Regions from separate parts of the Homo sapiens genome. Here regions 2 and 3 are each linked to region 1. A link is a contact called in ENCODE Hi-C or POLR2A ChIA-PET data. All regions are on one chromosome and are shown on one strand. The core of a region is the stretch at or near the end of the contact, and the rest is flanking DNA. Distances in the headings are between cores, read along the strand shown.

Region 1 (4,560 bases), core at 152-2,651:
CCATCCCTCCTTTGAATAAATCATTCCTGCCGTTTAACAACCTTTACAGTTGGGACGTGCCTTCTCATAAAGAACTTGCTTTTAGAATTGACCAGGGTTTCTCCATTTTGCTGGGCAAAACAGACTGCTTTGTATTGTTTGACCACATACTAATGCTTTTGTAGAGAAAGAATTCATTACATGGTGAATGCGGGAGGGTGGTGGCTATTTCTTCGGAGAAGTGCTCTCTTCCCTCCCTCAAACTCCTACAATTTCAGATTGGATTGTCTCAGATCATCTTTTCCTTCCCCTCTGGGTTACAGTGCATCACACTAGATGGCAGTAATACCCCAGTTTGAAGAGTCCATTTTACATCTTCCCTCCCCCATTACAATCTTTTCTTGTCCATAGCAATATGGAATAAAACATGCAAATAAAATCCCTTCATTTTGTACAAGGTTCATTCAGAAAAGCTGATATACAATTAAAGCTGGTAATGAAAAAAATGTGTTAAATGATATAGAAAATTCAGGCATTGTGAGTTTTTTTGTGTGTAGCGGGTACGGGGGCCAGTCTCTGTTTTGTTTCTTTGTTTGTTATGGTTGTTTTTCAGATAGATATAGTTTCATTACAAAAGAAAATTTGTTAGAGCCAAAAGTCTAAGCTTAAGTGGTAAGGTAAAAGTGTATTTCTGAGAAAAGAAAAGAATTCAGTCATGCCATTAGCTTATTCTTTTCTGAAATCCTATGTTTCTTCCAGCAGATTGGCTATGCTTTTATGCAACATTAACCTGGATTTTCTAGACGGAGATGGTCAGATGAAAGCTCACAGCCCTATGTATATTGCCCACTAACAGGGAGTAGAATAACTGGAAGGAAAACAAAACCAACTCAAAAGCTCCTAATACAATGAAGAACCCTTTTCATTGTTTTTGTGTAAACCTGGAGGTTTGCAGATGATTTGGAAGGAGACAAATTTAGCTTCTGTAAAATATTCTTGGACAGCTAATCCAGACTTCCAGAATGCCCTACTGAGAACCATCTAAGAACGAGATGCAAAAATAATGGCTCTATTCTGATTGGCAATCATTCATTTTACATGTAAAGTAGTAAAAACATAAACTGTTTTTATCAAAACAAACTCATCAAACATTTAACTTGATGTTACTGGAATGTTATTATTTTTTTTCCTCTTCCAGTTCACAGCCCTAGGCTTTATATTGAAATTCACAGACACAATGCTCTCATTTTAAAGGAAAGCATGTAATCAACCTTTTAAAGATAACTACACAGAAAACTGAAGCAGCGTCATAAGAAGCAATGTGAATTCATGAGCAAATATGAAGAATGTTGCTCACCCCACATGTGAAAATGCTTAGTGCATTATTTATAGACATTGTTTGACCGGGGAGATCAAGGTCATGTGTGGACTCCTGGGCAATGGGTCAAATCTTAAGAGGCTGCCCTGATAATCCCTGCTGACAGTTTCTTGGATTGTGTTGGTGTACTTAAGTAGATGCATTTTCCAACTTGGAGGGAACAGTGAAGAACTTTAAAAAAAAATTAGTTAGCTATTCATTTATCTGACTTGATCACAACTCATTAATTTTGATCAGAAACAGTGTATACGGTAGGGAGGTTGCTATATTCACATGCTCTTTTCCTAAACTCTCTAAATCATTCCACTAAGAGAAATACACAATTAACCTTTCCCGGTGACAACTGCTCCTTGCCTTCTACCCCTCGCCAATAATGTTTCCATATATTCCAATGTCCAGAGTAAAGCAGACTCAATAATTAGTGTGACTCAGAAGAAAATACTGAAATCTTAGAATGTTTACTGTAGAAATTCTCATGGAAAATTATTTCTAAATGTTTTTAAAACTTATATGTTAAATATTGTAGAATTCCATATCTTTGTCACCCATAGTGGGCCCATTGTTTATGTGTCACCCTTGGGTTCTCCTGTGTTATACAGAAGATGTAGACTGGCTTGCTCAAGTAATCATGGGACATGATATTGAGGTCCTGACCTCTTCTAGCATTACATGGGCAGTGGCATATGGTGGGGAGGTTGGGAGGAGTGGGACACCCCAGTACAGGCAATAAGGAGGTACATTGTCTGTAGATAATTTTAAAATGACAGTAAACCTCACTAAAATAGGTCTGGTTTTTATTATGACCATGCACCAGCCATTCTAACAGTGTCAGTAATAAAACTGTTACCCCTGCCAAGCAGATCCTCCCCACTTCATGTCCCTCCCTTGAGGGCTGCTGAAAGGGGAAGTTCTTGATGCCTTCATCCTAGCTCAGAGGGGCTGTATTTTCTACCTAGGTTTATATGTAATATTAACATAAACAAAACAAAAGCACACAAGTTCTCTCATCTTGCCTTTTATAATATTTCCCAACTTAGTCTCTATCTTTTCTTCAATTTTAATTTGGAGATTTCTTAAAGTATTCTTGTGAGCACTGAGGATTTTATGGCAATTACCATGTACTATGAACACTGAACACTTCTAGATTGACCTCAGTTTTATTGACATCAATTCCTTTGGCTCTTTCTTTACATCCAGGATCAGTAGATCAGAAATGATTGAAAATAACAGAATCCTTCATATTCACAAAATACTGTAAAAGCAAAACCTGCAGGAAGAGATGTCCCTATTTAATAAGAATGGAATTGGAGATAATAGAAGATGGCAAAAAGGCCTTCTGTGGAGGGCAACGGACACAAACTTATCACCAAAGTCAGTATGAATCGGGTAGCCCCTAAACAGGCAGCTCAGGACATTGGTTAGACACCTCTGCATGAAAGTATTTTTAGGACAATTAAATCTGTCAATGATTGAATTTATAAAAAAAAAAATTTATGAATGGAAAGCAGTGCTGTCATCATTTATACAGCCCAAAGAGGTGCATAAACAGGATCCAGAATCAAAAGCATAGATTCTGAAGTCATGCAAAATAAGATTTTAGTCCTGACCCCAGCACTTACTACACATATGACATTGCTTAAGCTATTATTTCAGACTTGAGTTCTCATCTGATTAACTGGTATAAAGATAGTATAACAATAGCATTTAATGGGGTTGCCATGAGGTTTACATGATACTATATAGATAAAATGCTTACCTCAGTTCTTGGCACAGAGAAAACTTTCAGTGCTTCTTAGCTGCTTGATTCCATATGGAGCTCCACACGCACACTGAGTTTTCTCTGGCCTAGGCTAGCCACCAAGTAAGTCAATAGTGGGTTTACAAGCCTCAAGCAAATAATCACTCAGGCTTCTCCTCTTAGCTTTCCATCTTTACTCACTTTCTCACACTTTAATCCCAATTACTTGGTTAATTAGATAGTGTCCCATGCCCTCTTGCCTGTGTATATATAACAATATTATACTCCTAGCATGGGTGGTAAATTGTTTCCAGAGAAAAAAGGCAGAATCAGGGTGAACTACAGTCAGAGAATTTTCCATGGGATGGGAGAAGCTGGAGGTCACCTTCAAAGAATAGACTGGGTATGAGGAAAGGGAGCAGGAAGACCCGTCTCCTCAGGGCTGGGGGAAGGTCACCAGCACAGGAACATGGAGATGGGTCTTGAACAATTTGAAATTAGGTTGGTGAGGTGGGCAAGGCTGCATGGAGAGACCTGTGAATGCTGAACAGAACTCTATTGACAACGGAGGACACCACCTGGGATTCCAGATTCAGAGCTGGGGTTGAGTTGTGGGGTGAGTGCTTGGGCTGAGATTGGAACTAGGAGTTCTAGTTAGGGTTGGAAACTGAAGCTGGGCTTGGGAGAATGGGGGTTTTCATGTTTCAAAGCAAAAGTACCTGTATGGATGCATACGTTTCAGAGAATCCAAATCCCTTGAGGTTAATCAATGGATTTCTGTTGAACAGCCTCTGTTGCCCTCTGTCTATATATGTGTGTATAAAGTAATATGTTGTGTGTGTGTGCGTGTGTGTTCATATATACATATGAATGTTGTATAGTTATTCAAAGCAGTGACTGGTCTTGTTGCAGGAAATGCTGTCTGATAAGTTTGCTAAACTGAATTGTAAAAATAAGGAATAGCATTTATTTAACTCCATGCTAGACACTTCATATATGTTACCTAATTTCATTTTAACCTAATGGAAATGGAGGAGAGAGATTGCAGTTGGTGTGCAAAGGGACCTGGAATCAAGGAAACCAGACAGTAATCTGCTGCCAAAATCCAGACTGGAATTGATAAAGCAAGCTGTGGAGTGTGGTAAATGAAGGTGGGAATGGAAGAGAAGGGGGAATATGTGAGAAATGTAAGAAAAGGAGTTATGACTTCACTTTGAAGCGGACCAGGTAGAAGAGCTTTTGGAGAAGGAACGCTGGAAGATGTGGGTGAATTTAACAACTGAGGGGGCTGCGGGCTCTGAAATGTTTGTAAGTTGCAATGTGCTCACGCTAATATATAAGGGATTATTATATTATTTTACCTATCCATACAACTCTTCAAAAAGAATACTTGACCTCCTGCTGCACATTATCCTACTTTAAATAATAACCTTCCAGCTCTTCTCTGACTTTGCCTTCCCCTTGA
Region 2 (4,742 bases), core at 1,453-3,952, 1.3 Mb after region 1:
ATCCTGTTAGAGTGCAATCACATCATGCTACATTATTCTGCTGCGAGCATGACTGCTGGGTGAAGGACCCTCGGAGGGGCAGCATTAATCAGGCGGGCATTCATGTCCAGCAGCACTTCGCTCTAGAAATGGGGACTGCATTAATGACCAGCTGTTTGAACTAACACAAACAAAATAATGTCTTCCACCCTGTTGGGTGCACAGAATACACTATTCTGATCTGGCAGGTTCCGCTTCTTGACTAAATCGAAGATGTAAATTAAACGGGCTCAGACAATGTCAGTTTTGGCAACCTCAAAGTGAGTATATTTAAATTATATTACATGTGATTCAAAAAGCTATTGATTTAATATATGCAGCTTTCCATGCTACAATTTTCCCTAATCCACATTTTAAAAAAAGAAAAATGCATACATGGGTAATGCAATACATATGCACATATTACCCAGCAAGCTAAACACACAGAGCTGAACTAAAATTGACTTCTCTTTGGGCAGAGAAACAAAGCAGGTCAGGAGTAATTGTGCAGCATGAACACAAATACAAACAGAAAATGAATGCCATGGAGGAGCACTGAAAACAAATAAGAGTAAACATTCTAAGCCTACGGACCAATCAGCTCCTCCCACTGTCTCTTTGTGGAGGCTGTAGTAGCACCCAAATCTCCAAGCACAAGAGACAAGGGAGGGAAGTGAACGTGGCCTTGAAATCTCAACAACTGTGGTACCCTGACTTCCCATAACGATTACTGACTAGCTGCTGTTTGGCTTCAAGACAGCAAAAGCTCCTTCAAGGTTTAAACTCGGGAGATCACCAAAAATCAAAACTCCTTAGTTGTTTTTTAAATTCTAAAGTGGGAATTTTAGAATTTAATTTACCCTATTTACTCGAATGTAACTTTTGACTTCTCTCTATTGAAATGCACAAAAACAAACAAAAAAATTTATGTGTGGATACAGAGATAGGAGACTGGCAGTGCCATTTTTGGCTATTTAGTAAAACATCTTGTATTGATAGAGCTTGCACTGATATTTTCTCGCATGATTAATTTGCATGTTTAAGCGTTCACAGTTTCATTTAATGAACATATCCCCCCTGACAAATTGATAATTCAGCCTTCAATTACGCAGAATTCAGTTAAGTCTTATCTGTGTAATCCATCAGTATTTGATTTACAAACAGAAAATTTCTTAATCCATTTGCCCTTGTTTGAACTGGGTTTGATAACTTAGTTATGACTATCTTCTTCACTTTGTGGCACATATCACATAGTTATTCTTGGATAGATACAGTCACTGACGCAACCATGAACCGCTAATTACAAGCTGGTGACATTCTGCTTGTCTATGCAGCTTTGAAGTTCTAAGGCTGTTTTTCTCTTGTGCGCTTGCTCTGTTTCATTCTCTTCTCCTCATGCCACCCACCCCCAATCACTTACTCTCTCTTTCCTCTTTTCACTTTAAAGCCTTTCTGGATTCACTCTAGGACTATCTGGAGAAAGAGGTAAGAATGATCAGATTCTGTAACTTATTGCTTTTCCTTTCCTTCTGTACTATCCCTGCACACAGATCTACAGTTTGAAAGTACAGTAATAAGATCCTCACCCAGCCCCATCCGCAGGAATGCATCAACAGCTGGCCAAACATAATCCAACACACAGAGCTGCCTTTGTAGAATTAGTAACAAACAGTGGAAGGGCCAGACAGGCGTCCCAGAAGAGCTCCCCATGACAACTGGGAAACCTCCTCACCCCCAGGGTTGAGCTGACTCCACTGAGCTGGGGTTGGAGAACCCCAGCTCTCACATCTGAATCTACAACAAGCCTCAAGTGCCTGCCCTCAACCTCACTAGAAGCTATTCAGAGGGCATTCGGCTCTCCATAACAGCAAGTTAGAAGCAAGCATTCTCCATACTAACAACAGCCATACTCTGCCTCATGGCACATGCCTTTTGAAATGCAACACTGCAAATCTCCAAATCACATGAACAGCATTTACACCTGTACCTAACCATCAGCTGTGAGCTGGTAGGACCACCTCTCGTCTTTAGAAAATAATTTCTTTTTGCAAATTATAGGCTGATCCCGGCACTCTGAAACATGTAAATATAACACTGTATTCATCTCCACTGAGCATTTAGCATCTGAAGCCTGTGGTAGCCAGCTGGTCTCAAAGTCATCTGGGATACATTTATTTTGATTAAATTGATCAGATTTCTATTTACAGGATAGAATTTTTTTGCCATTACTGAATACAGCTGTGTTTACAGGGATTTGTAGAAGAAGAAAACAAAACCCCACAATCGGTCCTAGCAAAGCACAGAGCATTCAGAACTGGAAGGAGTTAAAACAGAGGGGGCTTGCTTTCACAGTAAAAAGAAAATTCTGCATGCAGCTGCTTTGGCCATGCTGTCTCACTAGTCAGGAAATGGGTGTTGAACTGGAGCTGAAAACACAAGCTGCAATCAAGCCCGATCCAGCAAAGTGACAGACTTCCTGTGTAAAATGGTCAGAAACCTTTTTTCATGTCTCTACATGCATGCACATGCATTTAAATCCATGCTGCGAGGCTGCGATTTTCTCTGGGGACACTGGTACAGTCACCTAGCCCATCAGTTCCTTCGTCGACAGCGCCGGGGACATCCAGACTACAATTTACAGTTCCTCTATCCATGTGCTGGGTTATAAATTATGCCATCCTCCCTAGAATGAGAATGCACAGCAAGCGGCAGACAATCACCCGGCATTCGGCATCTCTTTCTTTTCACGCGCTCCCTCGCTCCGCCTTTCTCCAGCTCTGCCTTCTCAGGCAGATACATCAGATACCTTGTTTATCCATCTTCAGCTCCACTCTGAGGTAAAATGCCACCACATCTCGCCATGGGTTGTCCCCCCAGACTAAATCCCTGGGAACAGCCTGAGCTGGGTGCACGCGGCCGAGGCGACGGCTGCCCTTGCCCTGCGGAGCACGGGTGGGCATTGGATGTAAGGTATTCCTAACTTCCCCTTCCCCAGTCCTTGGCGTCCTCTCTAGCCATCCCACCCCAGGTCTTCTGCAGCTTCACCCTGTCCTCCAAGTCCCCTCGCCCAGCTGCGAGGCAGGAGACCCCGGCCGGAGCTCCGCCAGCAGGTCCTTCTTTCGCAGGGCGCAGACGCACGATTCCGGGATCGGGTGCACCACGGCGAAGCCCAGGCGGGAGACGGCAGGAGCAGCTCAGGTAACCAGGGGAAGCTTGCGTGCCCACGGAGATGCAGCCGTGGAGCTGTGAGGAAAGACGGTCTGGCTTCAGAATTTAAAAAAAAAAAATAGAAAAAAAAAAAAAAAAAGAAACACAAAACAGCGCAGCTCGGCGCCAGCGGGGGTGGAAAAAACAGACACAAACCATAAAAAAAAGCAAGAGTTAAAATCAAATTTCAAAAAAAAAAAAAAAAAAAAGGAAATACAGAGATCAGAGTACTTCATGCGACTTTTATTTCTGACGTTTCTTGGTTTATTGGCCTCCCCACCCCCTCCAAAATCTGTTCTGTCCCTGAACACCACTGTCTGTCCATGAGTGCCAGTCACAAAGACTCTTGCTCCCAAGTGCTGCAGACCCAGCATCACATGAGAAACCACATGACAAACTGCAGTCGGCTGCTGATGTGGTCAACTATTTCACCCAGGCAGGGGGAGCAGGAGGGAGACAAACCTCAAGTGAGACATGCCCCTCTCAGGCGGCCAGGAAGACATTTCCTTAAAAGAACAATGAGAAGCATGCCTCTGAAGCTTGCTTGGGAATACATATACACTTTTACATATGCGCACTTACAGAGACTAAAGAGGCCGTGGATACTTGAAGACATTCTGAGGATGCTGTACCACAGACACTAGCTGGATGGCAGCAATATTATTTCTAGTATGTATTAGTCAAAGCTGATTCCACTTAAGTGGATTCCTGAAAAGCACACACCACGTCTTCATAGCATGATCAGGCTTGGAAAACCTATTCTATTATCTCTCCCTGCAATCTGTATCTGAACCTGCATTCTGAATAATTTATTTTTAGACTAATAAGATGCTTGCCAAGACTGCTCCCTTTCTTCGGTAAGCAGCACAGGCAATATTCACCCGAGTAGGAAAGCCTCGTCCCTTTGTAGGGAGAAGAGAAGAGATGGTTTTTTAAAAATGCAATTTCTTATTTAAAGGCAGACAAACACATAGCAATAAAGTTCTCGCAAGTAATCTTAAAAACAAGTGAAATGTTTCTGCTTCATTGAATCGACATGTCTCTTATTTGCAGTTTGGCATCTCATGCTGGCAAATGGTGGTGATATTTTTCTAACACTGCTCATGGCTGCAGCTACAGCCCTTAAGCCACATGGATATTGCTACTTCTCAGCAGGGTGAGAGCAAACAATTGCTTTCTGGAGCACCTTCCTGTGGAGGTGCTGCACTGCCAGGTATGCTTTACTAGTTACATTAAGGCAAGTACAAGTGAGATGGCCTCAGGGTCTGTAGATTCTGTCACTCATCCTGGAATTAAGTAAGTTGCCTATTTGGGACGTCCTTCCCAAGACGTGAGAGGTATACCTTTTTAGCAAAATTGATTATGCCGGCTAACTAGAACCGGAGAATCATTAAACAGGTGGGAGGTAATTGTCTACAACATGTCTTATTGGACTGTGTAGATATCAAGGTAAGTGGCCTTTAATTCATTTGAGATGCCCTTTCAGCCTCTCACTGTATAAGTGTGTCAAGGATGGT
Region 3 (4,227 bases), core at 146-2,645, 1.6 Mb after region 1:
CCCAACTCTACTAAAATATAAAAATTAGCTAGGTGTGGTGGCACGTGCCTGTAATCCCAGCTACTCGGGGGGCTGAGGGAAGAGAATCACTCAAATCTCGGAGGCGGAAGTTGCAGTGAGCAGAGATCACGCCACTGCACTTCAGCCTGAGCAGCAGAGTGAGACTCTGTCTCAAAAAACAAACAAAAAACCTATGCCCTGAATTTTCAAAAATATAATGAGTCAAAATTAGTACTACTCAATGGGCTCAAATTAGGCTCAGCTTAGGGCTGCATGCCTTTGCACTTGCACAGCTGGGCTCCACCCCTTCAGTCCCTGCCTCAAAGAGGGAAAGACTTCAGACAAGTCAAGGCAGAGGAGATGTGTGCACCAGGCAGCAACAGAAAAAACTATCCCTGGTGATTATGATATCCTCCAGGCACCCAATTCTGAGACCACAAGGAGTGACGATTTACCACGTGTTGTGGGAACAGGCTTGGGACTGAGATTGACATGAGTTAATTCAGCTGTGGCACTCAAATCCACATATGCACAACCATTGTGCAGTCCTGTGGCTCCAGCAAATCTCAAGATAATGAGGGAAACAGTGCGACATACAGAGAAAGGCACTGGACTGAATCAGAAGACCTAGATTTTTCTTATTGACTCTGCTGGCTAATCTCAAGGGAAGAGGCAAATCACGCTCTCTCTGGGACTAAATTTCCTCATCTGTAAAATAAAGAGCAGATGCTCTTTTCTGGCACAGAATTCTCACTGACATAGAAACTGAAATTCAAAACCATTTATATGTCCCCCTACGTCTAGCACAGGGAGCCCCCAGGACTTTTTAGCCAGAGAATTCATGGGCTTCTAAGAAGACTTAATACAGTGGTATTAGCAATGGGCCTAGGTAGGAAACACTATTCTTATGACCCTATCAAAATATCACCTAAAATTAAAAAGTAAAAGAAAATTTTGTTTTAACCACTTCACACTCAAGCACGTGCAGGGTGAGGGCCATTAGCTCTCCTCCTCGGTGCCAAGAATCAAGTCTCTCTCAACATATAGCAAAGCGAAGCCTTCCCAAAACCCTTACTATTGATGCAATGTGGTTGCATCAAATTTCAAATTTCTCATCAGACTGAACTCGCTGGCAGAGGACTCCCAGCAAGATAACTTCATTCCACCTGGTAAGCCACTTAATAGAATGACAGGAGCACCATTCTTGTGTGGTGTTGGGACCTGTGTGTGTTACGTGTCTTCCTAACTAGGCTCCCAATAGCTTTGGGGCAAGGAATAAGCCCATCTCTATATTAGGGATGGCATTTAACAAGGTGACTCAATACCTGTTAAGCAATAAAAACATTAGTCTGCACAGAGCCTGAGGTGCAGCCTACCGAGGTAGTTCAGTTCTTCCATGGCGTCCTGTAATCTACTGAGTGGGTGAAAACTGTCCTGGAATGACTTCCCTTAATAACTTTCCATCCCACTTCCACTCTTTCTCAATCTCTCCTTCCTTTATCTCATTCTGCCAATACCTAGATTTGAACCTCCCACTCAGGATGAAACACAGATGGGACAGTTGTTCTTTTCTCTCCCTCTCTACCCTCAAGCCTGATGTGTTTGCTTCTAGGTGTAATTTGAATTCTGAGTCATCCATCAAAGATGGGAACTCTCATAGTAGGAGGCAGAGAAAGAAAAAAGTTGGCCGGGCACAGTGGCTCACACCTATAATCCCAGCACTTTGGGAGGCCGAAGCAGGTGGATCACGAGGTCAAGAGATCGAGACCATCCTGGCCAACATGGTGAAACCCCATCTCTACTAAAAATACAAAAAAAAATTAGCCGAGCGTGGTGGCACGCACCTGTAGTCCCAGCTATTCAGAGGCTGAGGCAGGAGAATCACTTGAACCCAGGAGGCAGAGGTTGCAGTGAGCTGAGATTGCACCATTGCAATCCAGCCTGGGCAAAGAGCAAGACTCCGTCTCAAAAAAAAAAAAAAAAAAAAAGTCACTCCAGATACCTTTTTTTCCCCCAAGTCCTAAATCTATACAATCAGATTTAAATTGAAATGTTCTCTCAGACCCAAAGGAAATGGGCAGTTGGCCAAGATGATAGCACAGCCCTAGCAATTGGGCACAAAGAGATAAGTCGCTCCGTAAGAGGGTACCTGGGCTTTATCACAACTCAGAAAATGCACTCAGGGGAAAATTGAGCTCGATCTGGAGAACCACTTGGTCCTGCAAAGAACTATTACAGTGAGAGTCTTCACAAGACTATCACCTCCTCACTCCTTTATTTTTCAAACCTGAAGCAACTTTTGCCTTCTTGTTCACCAACCTATTATCCTCTCTCAGCTTCAAAAGCTAACTGCCCAAAAGCTACATTTTCTCCATGAAGCCAATTCCGAATAGCATTCCCTAGGAGTGCTCTGCTTCCAAAACTTAAAAGGAGCCAAGAAATCTCAAGCCTCTGAGATTTAACAGCTTTGTGTGGTATGCCTGAATTGCCTACTCTCTTTAAGTCAAACCATAATCCCCCCTTTAAAATCTTGACAGTGACAGAAAAAAGGATTATATAAATGATAAAACCTATGGTGCTGATACATGAAATCCTGGATCCACTTCTCAATTCATTCACTGACTCTATGGAAAACATTAGGAACGATATTTCTCCCTTTGTAAAGTAGCTTTTTATTAAGCTGTGTTGACATGGTATCATAATGCTTACAGTCTTCTATTTAGAGTATGGCTCCTTCAACTCAGTAGTTTTGAGCATCTCTCAGTGTTACTTTGTCTATTATATATCTTTTAGGTGTCTCAGGAGCTGTCCCACACACCGTTGACAATGCAAACCCAATTCTTAAAATGAAGATATTTCCATTTGTGTACAGAGGCCATGCAATTATCACAAGTAATTCACTTAAGCAAACACCTACTGCCTTGAGTCATCTTTTCATCTTTACATATACTTCACACCATACATAATGTCAAGGGCTCCAGGCCTAATAACAATGCTCCTAGAAGCTAAGTACTTAATACCAACTCTTCTGGGATGAATTTGGATAGAGGATGAATATTTGATATCATAATGATGTGAAAAGGAGAATCTGAAACTGGGTTCATTTGAGTGTTATCCTCTCAGTGGGCAATTAACATGAAATGGTCTTACTTTAATCACGTCAAGGCTACCAAACTTTTTCTTTTCTTGAGACAAAGTCTCACTGTGCCATCCAGGCTGGAATGCTGTGGTGTGATCTTGGCTCACTGCAACCCCCACCCCTCAGGCTCAAGCAATTCTCCTGCCTCAGCCTCCCAAGTAGCTGGGACTACAGGCATGCACCACCAAGTCCAGCTAAATTTTGTATTTTTTGTAGAGACAGGGTTTCTCTATATTGTGCAGGCTGATCTCTAACTCCTAGACTCCAGAGATCTGCCCATCTCAGCCTCCCAAAGTGCTGGGATAACAGGTGTGAGCCAGCAAGCCCCGCCCCCAAATTACTTTTTTTTTTTTTTTTTTTTTTTTTTTTTTAGTTTTGCTCTTGTTGCACAGGCTGGAGTGCAATGGCACGATCTGCAACCTCCGTCTCTACAGTTCAGGCGATTCTCCTGCCTCAGCCTCCCGAGTAATTGAGATTACAGGCACCTGACTCCACACCCGGCTAATTTTTGTATTTTTAGTAGACAGGGTTTCACCATGTTGGCCAGGCTGGTCTCGAACTCCCAACTTCAGGTGATCCACCCACCTCGGCCTCCCAAAGTGCTGGGATTGCTGGCATGAGCCACTATGCCTGGCCCCAAATTGCTATTTATAAACCTCTTTCTCATCTTTAATGACACCGATCTCCTAATTTGGGGGTCATACTTTAGGTGATTATATTCTTGATCAGTTTACTTTTTTTTTTTTTTTTCAGATGGAGTTTCACTTTTGTCACCCAGGCTGGAGTGCAATGGCGCGATCTCAGCTCACTGCAACCTCCGCCTCCCAGGTTCAAGCGATTCTCCTGCCTCAGCCTCCTGAGTAGCTGGGATTACAGGCATCCACCACCACGCCCAGCTAATTTTGTATTTTTAGTAGAGACAGGGTTTCTCCATGTTGGTCAGGCTGGTCTCAAATTCCCGAACTCAGGTGGTCCAACCACCTTAGCCTCCCAAAGTGCTGGGATTACAGGCGTGAGCCACCATGCCCAGCCTGATCAATTTACATTTCTATTCTCAAATTCAATTTTGGTTTTATGTAAGTTCCTGC

Evidence for each region. A loop is a pair of places that touch in the nucleus more often than their neighbours do. ChIA-PET counts read pairs that join two places held with the same protein, here RNA polymerase II (POLR2A). Pooled maps may share reads with other maps.
Region 2: a map of IMR-90 shows a loop between it and region 1 (6-fold over the local background). The contact joins the promoter of NBAT1 here to the enhancer-like site in region 1. A Hi-C loop is called at or near these places in 3 of 168 maps with a recorded cell type or tissue (IMR-90 and posterior cingulate gyrus) and 11 of 50 pooled maps. POLR2A ChIA-PET finds 5 or more read pairs at or near these places in 1 of 52 experiments (SK-N-SH).
Region 3: a loop to region 1 is called in a map with no recorded cell type, with 5 times the contacts of the local background. The contact joins two enhancer-like sites. A Hi-C loop is called at or near these places in 1 of 37 single-sample maps with no recorded cell type and 1 of 50 pooled maps. POLR2A ChIA-PET finds 5 or more read pairs at or near these places in 1 of 52 experiments (GM12878).

Annotation. Positions count from the first base shown.
Region 1 is chr6:23,442,355-23,446,914 of GRCh38, reverse strand. All of the region lies in intron 4 of LOC105374976 (a long non-coding RNA gene), which reads left to right. The region is part of intron 2 of LOC105374975 (a long non-coding RNA gene); the gene reads right to left. Among named protein-coding and RNA genes, the nearest start is that of NRSN1, 680 kb to the left of the region's middle. Within about 2 kb of position 1,401, at least 2 of the 41 ENCODE cell types and tissues checked have a DNase peak (open chromatin) inside an H3K27ac peak, as active enhancers do.
Region 2 is chr6:22,145,153-22,149,894 of GRCh38, reverse strand. It overlaps NBAT1 (neuroblastoma associated transcript 1), which reads left to right and starts at 2,702. Exons shown (of 3, transcript NR_034143.1): 1 at 2,702-2,855; 2 at 3,144-3,216. All of the region lies in intron 9 of CASC15 (cancer susceptibility 15), which reads right to left. RefSeq lists enhancers at 1-1,550, 4,176-4,677.
Region 3 is chr6:21,866,664-21,870,890 of GRCh38, reverse strand. All of the region lies in intron 4 of CASC15 (cancer susceptibility 15), which reads right to left. Among named protein-coding and RNA genes, the nearest start is that of CASC15, 200 kb to the right of the region's middle. Within about 2 kb of position 1,395, at least 2 of the 41 ENCODE cell types and tissues checked have a DNase peak (open chromatin) inside an H3K27ac peak, as active enhancers do.